4 separate regions of the Homo sapiens genome follow, and all the other regions are linked to region 4. A link is a contact called in ENCODE Hi-C data. All regions are on one chromosome and are shown on one strand. Each heading gives the region's core, a stretch centred on a gene start or an enhancer-like site at or near the end of the contact. The rest is flanking DNA. Distances are from core to core; before and after follow the strand shown. Region 1 holds the start of MCMBP (minichromosome maintenance complex binding protein). Region 2 holds the start of SEC23IP (SEC23 interacting protein). Region 3 holds the start of PLEKHA1 (pleckstrin homology domain containing A1). Region 4 holds the start of CCDC186 (coiled-coil domain containing 186).

What was found. Hi-C counts contacts between places; a loop is a spot of excess contacts on that map. Pooled maps may share reads with other maps.
Region 1: a map of CD8-positive, alpha-beta T cell shows a loop between it and region 4 (5-fold over the local background). The contact joins the promoter of MCMBP here to the promoter of CCDC186 in region 4. A Hi-C loop is called at or near these places in 2 of 168 maps with a recorded cell type or tissue (CD8-positive, alpha-beta T cell and naive thymus-derived CD4-positive, alpha-beta T cell) and 8 of 50 pooled maps.
Region 2: a loop to region 4 is called in a map of CD4-positive, alpha-beta T cell, with 9 times the contacts of the local background. The contact joins the promoter of SEC23IP here to the promoter of CCDC186 in region 4. A Hi-C loop is called at or near these places in 1 of 168 maps with a recorded cell type or tissue (CD4-positive, alpha-beta T cell), 1 of 37 single-sample maps with no recorded cell type and 6 of 50 pooled maps.
Region 3: a map of CD8-positive, alpha-beta T cell shows a loop between it and region 4 (15-fold over the local background). The contact joins the promoter of PLEKHA1 here to the promoter of CCDC186 in region 4. A Hi-C loop is called at or near these places in 2 of 168 maps with a recorded cell type or tissue (CD8-positive, alpha-beta T cell and naive thymus-derived CD4-positive, alpha-beta T cell) and 8 of 50 pooled maps.

The regions. Positions count from the first base shown.
Region 1 is chr10:119,871,132-119,874,820 of GRCh38, forward strand. It overlaps MCMBP (minichromosome maintenance complex binding protein), which reads right to left and starts at 1,712. Exons shown (of 16, transcript NM_001256378.2): 1 at 1,396-1,712. The coding sequence starts at 1,453. RefSeq lists a silencer at 1,167-1,816 and enhancers at 2,047-2,206, 2,072-2,241.
Region 2 is chr10:119,890,496-119,894,102 of GRCh38, forward strand. It overlaps SEC23IP (SEC23 interacting protein), which reads left to right and starts at 2,235. Exons shown (of 19, transcript NM_007190.4): 1 at 2,235-2,450. The coding sequence starts at 2,288. RefSeq lists enhancers at 950-1,461, 1,462-1,972, 1,973-2,483.
Region 3 is chr10:122,371,966-122,375,968 of GRCh38, forward strand. It overlaps PLEKHA1 (pleckstrin homology domain containing A1), which reads left to right and starts at 2,743. Exons shown (of 12, transcript NM_001001974.4): 1 at 2,743-2,841. RefSeq lists silencers at 2,451-2,600, 2,741-2,850, 2,891-2,960, 2,981-3,140, 3,151-3,350.
Region 4 is chr10:114,172,048-114,175,749 of GRCh38, forward strand. It overlaps CCDC186 (coiled-coil domain containing 186), which reads right to left and starts at 2,156. Exons shown (of 16, transcript NM_018017.4): 1 at 1,968-2,156. It overlaps MIR2110 (microRNA 2110), which reads right to left and starts at 2,132; the gene lies at 2,058-2,132. It also overlaps a transcript of TDRD1 not described here. RefSeq lists enhancers at 1,838-2,366, 1,962-2,161 and a silencer at 2,222-2,491.

The DNA.
Region 1 (3,689 bases), core at 462-2,961, 5.7 Mb after region 4:
CTTTTTACTTTGGAGGGATTTTTCCTAAAAAGTATCTATGCATCTGCACCCTCTTAAACCAATGCTACAATTGAATCTTCACTTGACATTTTGGGGCCATTGTGTTGACCATCGATTATCATTTCTAGAATTCTTATGAACATAAATTACTAGGATTTAGTGGAGAAATATATGCCCCTTCCTCAAAGCACCCTTGACTGCTATATAGTGAATTTTTTTTTTTTTCAAGTATGAAGGTAGTTTTAAATTTCTTCATCAGGCTGTCAGTGTTCACTGGCTAAGTTCGGACGTCTATCCAGGCTTTTTTCTAATATAATGCCATTAGTTACAGCCTGGGAAGCCAGGTAACTAAACTAATTAGAATTACAGGTAAATTAATAAGGACTTCCTGAGTAAGCACTAGAGGCCCTCCTATAAGAAATACCATACATTGTTTGCCGTCGATTTTGGCTGCTGAGGATGATTTAGCTTCCCACTGCCTTTTCTCTCTAGTACCCCAAGATGTTTTTTTCAATGAGCTAAGGCCGCTCTACAACTCTAAGTTAACTCCAGACAAGTCAGGTGTTGCCATCTACAGTGATTTCTAGCTGGATCTGACTCCGCCACTCATTACGTGTAAAAAGACACTGGGGAATGGAACGGTTGTCAAAATGCCCAGTTAACGACAACAAATATAAACTTTTCTTCGTATACCCTTCGCAGTAAAGTAGCAACAGCAATCGCAACCAAAATTTACTAAGCTCGCCTGCAGGATTCTCAGCCCTGTGTACAAACTCAAGTAGCTCAATATTTCTTGCTGGCTCTGGCACAGGAGCAGATCCAGACTAGATGGGTTCTAAAGTCATCCCAACAGGAAAACTAAGCTATGAACATTAAATCTTATCTCTGAAAGAGAGAATGAGGGTAGCACAGGAGTTAGAACCAACTTCTGTGCAAGCGAGCACTCCCCGACGCACCGGAAGTTTTGAAATATCCTGTGGGCTTCCCACAGGCAAAGTGGTTTTCCCTCCCCGCGGCTCTGCGGGCCCTCCCCAGGGTTCGAGGACCTCCGAGTTTGCTGCGCCCGGGGCCGGGGCCCTGGCCCTGCCACAGGCTGGGAGCGAGGCCGTCAATCACAGCCCGCGAATCACAGCCCGCGCCCCACGACTTCACCTTGGCGGCTCCCAAGCTGCGACTCGGGCAGGTGGGAGGTACCTGCGGCCCGGCTCCTGCCCCTGCCTGCTGCGACCGGGGGAGAGGCTGTCCCAGCTGGGGCCGGTGCAGGCCCCGGGGCCCCGTCTCGGGCCACGCGAGCCCTCGAGATGGTACCGCGTGGGGGCCGCGCGGCGGGGCCCTGCCCCGGGGCCCGGCAAACTCGGCTGCCCGCCCGGCCCGCCCCCCGGCGCCGCCACTCACCGAAGAATCCCTGCACGATTCCCAGCGGGTGGCTGAGCCAATCCTCCCCACACGGCATCTCGCCAGGGGCCGGGGCCGGCGAAGACCGGGCGGAGGCGATCCGCGGGCCGAGCGCGGCCGGGCGGCCGGCGCCCAGCTCCTCTTCAGCGGCTCGGCCGCTCCTCGCCCGCGTTCGCTCGCGCCCTCCCACGCACAGCGAGCCGCGGGGCGCGGGCCTCCCGCGCCTCAGGGAGCGGCGGCTGCGGTGGGGCCGCCGAGGAGCTGCTGGCGACAGTCAGGCGGGCGCGTACGGGCCCCTAGCCTTCACTTCGCACAATGGCGGGAAATAGCCGCCGCCGACCGCGCTGCCTGCGACCTGGGTGGAGCTCGCGTGGGGAGGGGCGGCGGGAGCGCGCGGCGCAGCGCGGCTCTGCGCGGCGAGGAGGAGGGGCGGCGGCGGCGCCGCCATCTTGGAGACGGGCAAAAGGAAGGGCACGCAGCGCCGCTGGAGGCTGCGCAGCGCGGGGCCCGGCGACGCGCTCCAAGGGCGGCGCGTTGTCGTTTGTACCCCTGGGCCGGCGTGTAGCGGGAACTCCCATAGTGGGCTTATAAGAGGGCAAAGCGAGTCTGCACAACAGCTGAAAAGCATTAAGCTCAGAGACCTCAGAGTCATCTCTGGGCAAAATTAGTGGGCGAAACCGCCTTGGGAATCCGCCCACCTCCTCTTCGTGCCTTTTTTTTCTTTTTTTGCTGATGGCAGCACTTTTATTTGGGTCCCCGGCCCGAAACCCTGAGTGGTGACTTTTCCCTCAGCTGCACAAGGTCTCCCTGAGGAAGGTGCACATTTAGAGAAGGGGAACCTCGGAGGACCCCACGCTCCTTCTGCAGTCGCGTCAGGCCCTGTGGCTCAGGGACGGTTCCTTACCGAGGGGCGGGCGCTCTAAACGCTCCGGGCCCGGCCTGCGCCCTGGTTGCGAACACCGGGTCGGCGTCTGTCTGGAAGCTGGCAGCCGCCGTCGGGGAGCGGTGCGAGGCTCCTGCACTGCGCGCCGCTAGGATACCCTGGAGAAGGAAGCTACGAAGACCGACTACAGCAGCCTTTTGCTGAGGCAATTTGGAAAATACCCAAGTTCAAGAGTGAAACTGTGGGAGTCGCTCTGAACCTCTTCTGGTTCAGGAGGCTGTCCGATAAAAAAGAAAAAAAGAATGAAACTGTGTCTCCCCTGGGCCTGAAATGTACCTAAGAAAACCCCAGGCCCATCAGATATATCTACTCAATGAAAAAAGGGCATGGTGACGGAAGGGGAATGACCTGAATGGAATCTACAAAGTGAGGAGCTGAAGGAAAAAAACGGAACCCGTGTCTCAAACCCTCCTTGGGGCTGTAGGAAGGGGGGAAAATCTTTCTACCTTTCTAGGTTCTCCACTGCGGCCCTTATCACAAAGCTCGGATTGGCAAAAGAAAAATTTAGTAACATGTACATCTTATATGGGCAAAACTCAAGGAAGAGTAACTCAAACAGGTGGCTTAGAATGGGGGAATTACGTAGCATTTACAATAAAGAACAATAACTGGGGAGAAATGGCGAAAGCAGTTTGAAGTTTCCAAAAACAGCAGAGTGGGAAGGCAGAGATACGAGAAACTAATGGTAGTTACAGGTAGTGAGTAAAGTGTGTTATGTAGGTTCTTCTAGCGCCATCGCTGGCTGATAAGGGTCTAAAGTTGTCTCTGGTGACTAACTTTTGTCCCTGGTAGAAAGAGGAGGTGGGACACCTTTGAAAATGTATGTCCTGCTCTTAGGTACATAGTGGAAGGGTAGGGAGCTTGTTTTGTACAGATGCTCCTCTACTTACTCTACTTAGGATGGAGTTACATCCCAATAAACCCATTGTAAATTGAAAATATCATTAGTTGAGGCCCAGCGTGGAGCCTCACTCCTGTAATCCCAATACTCTGGGAGGCCAAGGCGGGCGGATCATGAGGTCAAGAAATGGAGACCATCCTGGCCAACATGGTGAATCCCCATCTCTACTAAAAATACAAAAATTAGCTGGGCCTGGTGGCGCACGCCTGTAGTCCCAGCTACTCTGGAGGCTGAGGCAGGAGAATCACTTGAACCCGGGAGGCGGAGGTTGCAGTGAGCCAAGATCATGCCACTGCACTCCGGCCTGGTGACAGAGCGAGACTCCGTCTCAAAAAAATAAAATGTCATTAGTTGAAAATGTGTTTAATACACGGAACCTATCAAACATCAGTAGGCTACTGCAAACATGCTCAGAACACTTACATTAGCCTACGGTTGGGCAAAAGCATC
Region 2 (3,607 bases), core at 985-3,484, 5.7 Mb after region 4:
AGCACTCTGTAAAAATGCACCAATCAACACTCTGTGTCTAGCTAAAGGATTGTAAATGCACCAATCAGCATTCTTTACAATGGACCAATCAGCGCTCTGTAAAATGGACCAAGCAGCAGGATGAGGGCAGTGACAAATAAATAAATAAAAGCTGGCCACCCGAGCCAGCAGCAGCAACCCAGTCAGGTCCCCTTCCACGCTACGGAAGCTTTGTTCTTTCGCTCTTCACAATAAATCTTGCTGCTGCTCACTCTGGGTCTGTGCCACCTTGAAGAGCTGTAACACTCACCACAAAGGTCCGCGGCTTCATTCTTGAAGTCAGTGAGGCCAAGAACCCACCGGAAGGAACCAACTCCGGACACATGACCACTGAGAACTGTCTTCTCAAGGACCTGGGGGTTTGTCTCTTGAATTGCAAGCCTTCAAGGAGGTGGTTCTCATTCTCATTCCCAGTCCCTGTGGCTACCTTGCTCTCTTACACCACTGCTTGTCATGAAGACAGAAAAATTATGTCTCCTCTGGATAAGCATGGATTAACACACCCAGATGGCCTAGTTGCAGGACGAACCAACCCTTCACACTCCTCAGCACCTTTCCCTTAGCACACCACAGCCTCTAAAAAGCCTCCAAATTTTTGTTTCAGCAAAGTTGTGTTCAGTTCATGCTGGACCCAATTCCCTAGCAATAGTTTTCATTAAATAAAATCTAATTTACTGCTTTAACGAGTGTCCCACTTAAAAAATTTTTCTTGACAGTAAGCACATGAAATCGTTATTGAATTAATAAACTTAGGTTCTATATATGTGTAAACAGCTGAGCAGAGTTTCATTATTTTGAGCGTTCTTTTGGTATCTCCTCTCCCAACCTCCAAGAAGCTGAAATATGGCTTAAGTTATATTTTCCTTCAAAATCTCTAACTATGAAAGATGACAATTATGTCCAAGTTATCCACAGTACCTCCTGGATTGAAGTAAGTCAGCTTACTGTGGATATAGAAAGCTATCTAAAATGTCAGATCTCTAATTTCAATGCCCTGGTTTCTTTTTTTTTCTTTTTTTTTTTTTTAAGGAGACAGGGTCTCGCTGCACAGTGAGTGGCAAGATCAGGGTTAATTTGGCCTCAAGCAATATTCCCGCCTCAGCCTCCTGAGTAGCTGGCAATATAGGTGCTATGCCACCAAGCCCGGCTAATTTTTGTATTTTTAGTAGAGACGGGGTTTCACCATGTTGGCCAGGTTGGTCTCAACCTTCTGGGCTCAAGCTATCCTCCCGCTCTGCCTCACAAAGTGCTGGGATTGCAGGCCTGCGCCATGGCGTCTGGTTTGATTTCTCTTTTAAATATTTTTTTTGGCCAGGCGTGGTGGTTCATGCCTATAATCCCAGCAGTTTGGGAGGCCAAGGCGGGCAGATCACGAGGTCAGGAGATTGAGACCATCCTGGCCAACCCGGTGAAACCTCGTCTTTACTAAAAATACAAAAAATTAGCCAGGCGTGGTGGCGGACGCCTGTAGTCCCAGCTACTCGGAGGCTGAGGCAGGAGAATCGCTTGAACCCGGGAGGCGGAGATTGCAATGAGCCCAGACTGCACCGCTGCACTCCAGCCTGGGCGACACAGCAGACTTGTCTCAAAACAAAAAACAAAACCAACCAAAAAAACAAAAAACAAATGCAAAACAAAAAACAACAAAAATAAAACGAAATATTTTTTTCTCCCTATGGATTAAACACTTAAAAAATGTTTTACCACTTCTATTTCTGGGTCAACCACAATGTTCGGTTCCATCCAGAAAGACAAGTGGGTTTTGGAGAGGGTGTTTGGTTCCGCCTAGCATGCGAATTCCCATTCCCGCACAACGCTCTTCCTCCCTTCCTCCTTCCGGTAGCGTCCAGCAGGATTCCGCTGTTCCTCCAAAATCTTTGTCAGGAGAGCCATCCTGACGGTACCTTTAGGAAGCCCATAGATACCCGCCACAACCTGTGACTTTCAGGGTCAATTGCGTCTCAATTCGCACGTCTATCCAGAACCTGCGGGGACCACGTCCCCATCCTCCCGCCCGGCCTCCGCCTCCGAGGGTGTCACGTGCTAGACGCGGGCGTGAAGACAGTGTCGCCATGTTGATATCTGGCGTCGCCGTGTAGGGGAAGGGAGAGGGCGGCTGACTAGCTACCCGTAATTTCGGCTCCTGTGCGCAAGTGCGGAAGTGCGCTGGCCAGGAGCGTGATCGGTTTCCGGTCAGTGGTGTGGTACCGGGTACCCGGAGACGTGTATCGGACGGTGGGCCGCAGCCATGGCCGAGAGAAAACCTAACGGTGGCAGCGGCGGCGCCTCCACTTCCTCATCGGGCACTAACTTACTTTTCTCCTCCTCGGCCACGGAGTTCAGCTTCAATGTGCCCTTCATCCCAGTCACCCAGGCCTCCGCTTCTCCGGCCTCCCTGCTCTTACCGGGAGGTAATAAGGGGAGGGCGGCCCCGTGTGTGGTGGGAGGCGGGCGGGGGACGTGCAATGACAAAGGTCAGACGGGAGTTTTTCCTTCTGCCTCGAGCTACCCTCTGGATAGCTTGCCAGGATCATTACTGGCCAGGTTTGAGTGGGTCGGGGGCTTTGGGATCTTGGAGGTGGCAGGTGATGAGACTTGCTCTTCACGGAAACCCCCTGTTCCGAGTTGTCCAGAGTGCTGGACATTCATTCGTACCCTGGCATTCCGCAAATCTTTGCTGAATACCCGTTGTTGGTACGCCAGGTGCTGGCAGGAAATGCAAATAAATTAAACAGTGGCCCTCTCCTAGGGTACAGTAGTCTGTCTCCCACTAGGAGACTCCTAGGATACGGTAAGATACCTCCTAGGATGGACTGTGCCCCTCTCCTAGGATACGGTACACTGTCTCCTACTAGGAGATTGTTGTGATACAGTACAATATCTTCTAGGTTACAGTAAGATATCTTATAAGATGGACTGTGCCCCTCTTCTAGAAGCCTGTAATATTTGTGAAGTAGACATATACAATGCATTCCTTATCTTTTTTTTTTTTTTTTTTTTTTTGAGACGGAGTCTTGCTCTGTCGCCCAGGCTGGAATGCAGTGGCGCGATCTCGGCTCACTGCAGCCTCCACCTTCCAGGTTCAAGTGATTCTCCTGCCTCAGCCTCCCGAGTAGCTGGGACTACAGGCGTCTGCCACCATGCCTGGCTAATTTTTGTATTTGTAGTAGAGACAGGGTTCCACCATGTTGGCCAGGATGGTCTCAATCTCCTGACCTCAAGTGATCCGCCTGCCCTGGCCTCCCAAAGTGCTGGGATTACAGGTTTAACCCCCCACCCATTCCTCATCTTTCAAGACAATACATCACTTCTTCCAAGAAGCTGTTTCTTGTTCTCTTAGGCCCCCACTCCTATGTGCACTCCTAGCTCTTTTTTCATATTTGTATTATTGTCCAGGGAGATTGCTTTTTGATGATTATGTAGCATTGCCCAGAGCATAGTGTTTAAGAGCACAGACTGTCTGTATTCCAGTCCTTGCCCTGCCAGTAACTTGCTGTGTGACTGTAGGCATTTTACTTTACCTCTCTGTGCTTCAGTTTCTATGTATGTGTAGCCTCACAGAATTGTA
Region 3 (4,003 bases), core at 1,493-3,992, 8.2 Mb after region 4:
ATGAAAAGTAGCCATGGAATATTCCAGCATTCCTCAGTGCCTTCAGTGAGTCCTGAGTGTTCTTGGTTTGCTCCCAGACTGTAATTTCCCTGTACTATTTTTTTTTTAAATAGCACTGAAAGCACTGTTATGTAATAAACCTCTGCATCCAAAAAAAAAGAGGCTGGAAGAAAAGCAGAGAGCTTTTTTTTTTTGTCTCTGTATTTATTGGCTGATCGGGAGCTATGAAGTTCTGGTTATACTGCAACCTCAAAGCAGTCCTGGGATTATCTTGTTGTGTGTCCTTGGGCAAACTGAGTTACTTTTCTGGCTTTCTTTACTGTATGTAAATATGGCTCTCAATGATAAACAGTTTTGGGGACTTGTTATGCAAAAAGAACAAAGGAGCAATTTTTTTTTCTTGAGTCCCGTTCTGTCCCCCAGGCTGGAGTAGAGTGGCACGATCTCAGCTCACTGCAACCTCCATCACGTGGGTTCAGTTGATTCTCCTGCCTCAGCCTCCCGAGTAGCTGGGACTACAGGTGCCCACCACCATGCCTGGCTAAGTAGAGGGGGTTTCACCATGTTGGCCAGGCTGGTCTCAAACTCCTGACCTCAAGTGATCCGCCCACCTTGGCCTCCCAAAGTGCTGGGATTACAAGCAGGAGCCATCACATTGGCCAAAGGAACAATTTCAAACCACTCATCAATGATGTCAAACAACATTTAGGAGAGAGATCCGGCGGGTCCAGCCTGGAGAGGGTGAGAGGCTCTTGGCCTAAGTGTTCTATTCTCAGGACCAGTATTTTCAGATCAAATAAAAGATGTGAATTTGACTTTGAATTTCAAATAAACAAATTTCCCATCTGGAATCTTCTAGGATTCTAGCACTGACAAGCTAGAGACTCCTTCCAGACCTTCTAGCCAGGGAAGGCAAACTCAAATGCCTACAGGGATAAGACAGGTGACACCTAGATTTTTATTTTTAAATGTTAACCACACATTCAGTTAAATCAACAAAAACCCACTGTGTGGACCAAAGGAAACAATCTGCTCTGGCTACTTTATAAACTATAGTGAGGCCAAACCCTTTCAACCATTATACAGATGAGGACCCCAAAAGGGACAGATGTCAGCAAGGCTGCATAGCTAAGGTTTCTCAAAAGATAACCAAAATATCACGTTGGATGAAAGGCAATTGAAAATGCTAAGTCTCAAAGAGGCAGTCAGAGAGCCGTTCTATGCAGTTTGCAAGATGTTTTCACCTCCATCAATTTATCAGACTCTGAGAACATTCTGCAAGGCAGGCAGGGTGGATGACACTCATTTACAGTCGAGGTCACTGAGGGTCAGAAGGGCAAAGTGTCACTCTCTGCATAAAGTCACATAGGTAAGTCTACACAGGAAAATCTAGGGCTGTTCTTCACTACACCTCTGATTCAGATAACAGGTAGGCTTCCTCTAAGATTTTAATAAAGACAAACTCAAAATCCTGTATGATGCCCCATGAAGAGAAACAAGTCAGGAGGCCAGGCTGAGCCCCCAGACTTCTAACCCAGTTCGCAAATAAAGAAAGTGGCAAAGTAGATAGATTCCAGCCTGTCACCAGGGTTGTGTCTTCTGTCCTAGCAGCTGTACAGCTTGTCTTACCACTGGACATTTGTTTCATGTACATTTTCACATAGGAAGGATATTCTAAAAGATGTTGATAAAGATTTTTTAAAGGGTTTGAAGGGGATAGGATGTGATCTAAGGTTGTGCAAGGAGAGGAAAGGAAGAAGCACACAAAAAGAACAAATATTTATTAAGAGCCTAGAGTGGCATGCGCTGTGAAAGGCGTGGCATGTAATTCTTTCCCAGTTCTTTGCCTGTCTGAATATTTCTCATTCTTCAGGTTTCAGCTCAGATATCACATCCTCAGAGAACTTGCCTTGCCACTCTCTCTGAAGAGCCTCCCCCCGTCCCCGCCACCGCTACTGTCTCTTGAACTTTCTCAGTCTGGCCATTCTATTAAAATCTGGAACGATTTTGCTAGTTTGCGGACGAGTTTCCCCCAAGCTGCAGGCTCCATAAGGGCAGTGACAGTGTCTCTTTCTCAGATGAATGCCGGGTTGCCTATCGCGTACTTGGCACACAGTTAAGTGCTCGAGAAATTGCTAAACACTCAACGAATATTTACCAGAATACATATTTATGCTCCACCGTTGCTGAAAGAATTTCGACTAACCCTTCTTTAAGTCTCTCTTACCCTCCTGTACTATTAACACCATTGTAAGTAGGCAGTGGAGCTACATTTGCAGGGAGAGAGAAGAGCGAAAAATTGGCGCGCAGAGCTGTAAAGCGTTTTTCTCCAGGTCACACCGCAGCCTGTAAATTTGTGACACTTGGACCGATTATGGGACAGCTTGCAAACAAATTATCTGCAAACTAACGAAGCCTATTTTTAAAGATCCCTGTTCCTCGCAGCTCTAGGCGATGACATCAGAGAACCCGGAGTTCTACCTCCGAGCCAAGCCCAGTGGTGGTCAAAAACTACGAATACCAGGAAGCACCGCGGCGCGGCGGCCCAGAGCTCCGCGCGCAGGCCTCCCCGGCGCGCCGAGGCCGCCGCCGCTGGAACCAGGAAGACGCCAGAAACTCGGCCCGCCACGCCGCAGGGACCCGCGCGGGGCCTGCCGGGACTCGTAGTCTCTGCGGGCTGGGAGCGCCCGCTCCGGAATCTCAGCCGCCGTCTGAGGGCTGAGGCAGCGTGGGGACGCGTGCGCAGTGCGCGGGCTGGCCGTCGCGGACGCCGCTCCGGGCAGCCGAGCCTCTGTGGGAGCCGGGGCCGCGGCGGCGCGGGTGCTCCGGGCCGAGGCCGCGGTAAAGTTTAGCTTGAAGAACGCGGCCGCGCTGGAGCAGGGGTGGTGGACGGGGCCAGGCGCGAGGTGGCGGCGGCTGCGGGGCTGCCGGGCTGCTGGAGCGCGGTTCCCGCTGTGGCGAGCGGGGAGGCGTCCGCAGAGGGGCGGTGGGTGCTGGTGAGTGCGGAGCCGGCGCCCCCTCTGCGCACGTCCGCGCCACGCGCCACAGCACCTGGAGGCCGCCGGGCCGGCTCACCTGCCCTGGCTTGGGGCAGCGGGAGGGGGCGGCGTCTTCTTCCCGTGGGTCCCCGATTGTTTTCCCGACGTCAGCCCTCAGCGGCGCCCGGCGGGGGAGGGCGGGAGGCCCGCGGCGGTCGCGGGGCCGACGAGCTCCTCGGCGTCTCCGCCCCCCGAGAAATCCCGCTCGGGGCGCGGTGCGCGCAGCTGCCCGGGGATTCCCGGTGGCGCCGGTCGGAGCGCCTCCCTCCAGGGCTGTGCCCGCGGGGCGCGCGTCCCCGGGCATCCTTTCCTGGTGTTTAATGCATTTTGGCTTCAGGACTTGCCGAGGCCGAAGCCGGCTCCGCCCTGGGCCCTGAAGTCGGGCGGTGTCCGCGATTTACCTCCGCACCTTCGGGGCAGGTGGCCAGAGGCAGCGTTGAAAGCGACTTGCCCAAGGTCACGCAGGTGGCACCGGGGAGGCGACCAGACCCAGGTCTTTCGACGCCGAGGCCAGCTGCCAACCGCAGAGCTTTGGGGCCGTCTTGAGTGGTTTGTGGTTTGTTTCAGATGCTTTCTATTGACCTCCTGGAAAGAGGGGAAAGTGTGTCATAATGAAAGCGGTCCTGTTGCTTATAGTGTTTACCGCCTTTGGTAGAATTCTGGTGAGGCTGTGCCCCCGCGCAGAGCATCTACCGTGGTCTGGGCGTATAAATAATGAAACTCCTTTGCTCTCTGGGGGCAGTACAAGAAGAGGTTCAAGGAACAAATAAATATCCAGGCAGTTTCTGCGTTTTCCTCGTCTGTTTGTTTCACCTTCCAATTCTGCAGTACTGGTTTTCTTATTTTACAATTGATCGTTGTTTTAATAAGATTTTCTTTGTTTTAATGAAGTCATTGCCCCTTGTGAGTTAGTTTTCTAAATAGAAAATCTTATTTCCTGTGTGTTTAATGACTGGAACAAATAG
Region 4 (3,702 bases), core at 906-3,405:
AAACTCAGTGATATGTTTATGAGAAATTGAAAAACCAGCTTTAGTTATTTTAAGGTAGAGATAAAAGAAAAACCTAAGTTTTACTAAAAGAAAAAAAATTTCAGGGTAAGGATTCTTACTTTAACACGAAACTGTTGCATGAATTTGAGAAACTAGTGCAGATTACCAGTCCTTCTTCAAAGGGAAAGATTATTTTCTAAATCTCCAAATAAAGCTGCTTTGTGCTTCAACCTACTGTCTCTTCCTGGAGTCAGTATACTGCAATGCTTTTATCTTCACTCTGTGATGTCAGCATAAAGCTGCAAATAGATGTTTCTAAACTGAACATACTAAGCAATCATTAGCTATGCTGTCACTGCATAGCATTAAAGGACAACTCTACTTTATGGGTGAAAGAACTAAAAGGTTAGAGTGGTCACTGTGATACACACCAGCCAACCCTTTCCGTTAGCAATAAATAGGACTCAAAAGCCAATGACACACTATGGAATCTCCACTGTTTAAAGAAACCTTAAGTTTATATGCAGTTATTCTGAATTTAACAGGGCCTTTAAAAAACAAACACAATCCATGCATTTCCAGGGAGAATCTTCAGTAATCATACGTTTGCCTATTATGCTGTAAAAAGTTTTAATTCTTAATACTGCAAGATTCGTGATCTAATATCTTCACTGCATTAAAAATAACATGAAAAGACCAGAAATAAAAGAGAAAAATGAACCTAGCCAATCATTACTGTTTTTTATTTGTGTAATGTTGGATAAAGAATTGAAGTTACACAGGGAACAGTGTACATTACACACAGAGATAGTTCAGTTTCACTATCAATCTCTCTTGAACCTGAATCCTTCCCACGAGATGAACACTCGGTAAATATTAAGGTGTACTTGATAGTTGGGAAAGCCACACCCACAACTAGCATACCTAAATAGATAATAGCAGATTAATTTCTTCTGAATGACTACCAGCACACCTCTTGAAACCCTGATTTACTGAACACCTTAGAAGACAACACCCGGCCTATCGTTTTGGAAGAAAAAAAAGCTGGGCATCAAAGGAACATGACACACATGCAGAGAAAACGGCCAAGTACCTGGGACTGTACTGCGTATTTTTACTATATTCTCTCTTCTGATTTCCACAGGTAACAAGATTATCAAGTGAAAGAAGTAGGATTCTAATCCAGATGTTCTGACTCGAAATCCAGGACTTTTTCCTCTAAACAAAATCAAGATGGGAATATTAGGTGAAGTTGTTAAACTGTTAACAGCTAAGCAATACTCACACCTGCACTGTTTCCCAAGATTGCTACTTAGGGACACGTAGAAGGGTTTTTGTTTTGTTTTTGCCATTTTTCATTACTGATGGAGACATAAATCTGAAACCCCTTCCTTACCAACCAAGGTTTATGAAATGCCTTGACGTCCTTGAAAGACAACATAAAGAACAGTATCCACCACTCCAAAGAATCACTTCTAAGGAACTTAGAATCACAGTAATGGAAGTGTTTGGAAGAGGGTAACAAGTCTTCACAACAGTAAATATAAAACACCCACATACAGTCAACTTGAGACGAAAAACGAAATAGGCGATTGAGTCTAGGAAAGATTCTCGAGCAGGTAGGGCTTGGCTGCAGTTCACACGCAGCCCAGGCAATGGGCTCGAATTCAGACGCTCTCGAGGCACAGCCCCCACGACCCCCGCTGACCCCTCTTTGCCACCTCCAAGGTCCCGGAACCGAAGGAGGAAGGCAGGGAGAGGAAAGGGCTTGAAACCCGTTCCCCAGCCCTCCCCTTCCTCCGCGCCCTCAAAGGAGCCAGGCGGGGAGCCCGCTCGACCTCGACCTCCACCTCGCACTCGCCCTCGCCCCCGCCACGGAACGTGCAGGAAGGAGCGGAAGGCTGGCAGCCCCACCGCACCGCCACCGCGACTCACCGGTGTGCCCCGAGTACCCCTCAGACACTTACCCCACTTATCCAAGCCTCAGGCCACGCCCTAACAAGGCTGCTGGAGCTCTGGCTCAGGGGCCAACTTTTCCATAGCGGGGTCCAACCAGCCAAGAGTGGGAGGAAAAGACCGCGGTGAGAAACACAGCCGACGCCTCACTCAGCGGCCGTTTCCCCAAACCCCTGCGGAGCTGACACATCAACAAAGATGGCGGCGACACTGAAGCCGGCCCGGTTACAGCTGAGGGGGCGGGGGCTCCCTGGAGGAACCAATCAGCGCAGCGCGGGCGGGGTGACGCAGCACACCTTGAGGTCCTGGGTAACCTGTCTGCAGTGGGCTGGGCTGGCGGAGCTCACCTCCCACCTCCCGGCCCAGGAGGCCCCACCTTGCGGCCCGAGAGGCCCCGCCCCGCACTCCGCCTGGCTGGGCACCCACGCCTCCGCGACCTGGAGAGCCGGGTCTCCTGCCCTTTGGTCGGGTTCTTCCTTTCAAGCTCCTCCGGACCCACGCAGCCTGTTTCTTTCTGCAGGACGCTCTTGTTGGCTATTACTCCTCCTCACCCTTTGGCCTGCATGAGTCAGGGACATAAAGCAATAAAAGAGAATTTGAAATTGTGGCTTCCCGGCTCTCATGCGGAAACCTTGCACCTTACGTGGGCGGAGTCGGCTGGAGCAGGCTACGATGGGGGAGACCTCTGGGGGTTCCATAACAGCGCGTTCGTGTCTTCAGCGTGGCGCTGCTGCCATTGTTTAATAATAAACTGTCGGTGCCTTCGTCTCTGGCTTCAAGCTGAGCGCATTGATGGTAGGAAGTGTCCTCTCCCGGCTGAGTAACCTGGCACGCAGCATGGCAACAAAAAGTGTATTGGGTACAGTTGCCTCGCCCGGCCCAGAGAAGGAAGGTCAGCAGTTCAGTCTCTGGAGGTTTCGCAAACCTCCTCAGTCCGGGGAAACGATGTTCTTTGGTTTAGGTCTTACACATATCTCATGAATGAAAATAGCTGATGCAGACGATTCTGCAATGTAAGAATTTGTAAAGCAAAACTTACTACTGTTCTGTTAAGCGTCTTCGATACTGTTGGCAAAACACACACACGGAGGTGTAATGGCACCTCACTCCTCCTTAAATGAAGGTACTACACTGAAGCACATTTTGCAGTTAAAGTGTCTTGTCATAGAAAATAAATGATTTGACTTTAAAACAATAAATCGACCAAGCCTTCCTAGGGAGACATTAATCCAAGGGGAAAAAACTGAAGAAACCTTAAGCTGTTTTCGGTACTCGTCAGTAATAACATAGGTATTACTATTTCTGAATATTTCTGAATTTATAATTAGTATAAAGTATATAAATATATCTTTGTGAACCAAGTTTTTCACCATAAGAGAAAAGAAATACAAATATAAACCAAAGACATTATATTAAAATTCTGCAATCCTATATTTGAATTTACAAATATCAGAATTAACTCATGGTACATTTTTTTCGTGAAAAAAAAGGTGTGTCCACTGAAAACTCTTAGAACAGTGACCAACCCATTGCACACTCCTATTCCCCAGATTGTGATCTCTAAAGAGCATTGCCCAAAAAAAGTTACCTTGGCTTCTCTTGGAGGTTAAGTGCTGATTCCCAGTAGGGGCAAGAAATATGCAAGATAGCCTAGGACATATTGCTTGTAGCAGAAAGCAAGGAAGAAAAGCAAAGATAACATGAACTGTACCCAAAAGACTCAGAAGGCAGTTCAAAGATGCCCCA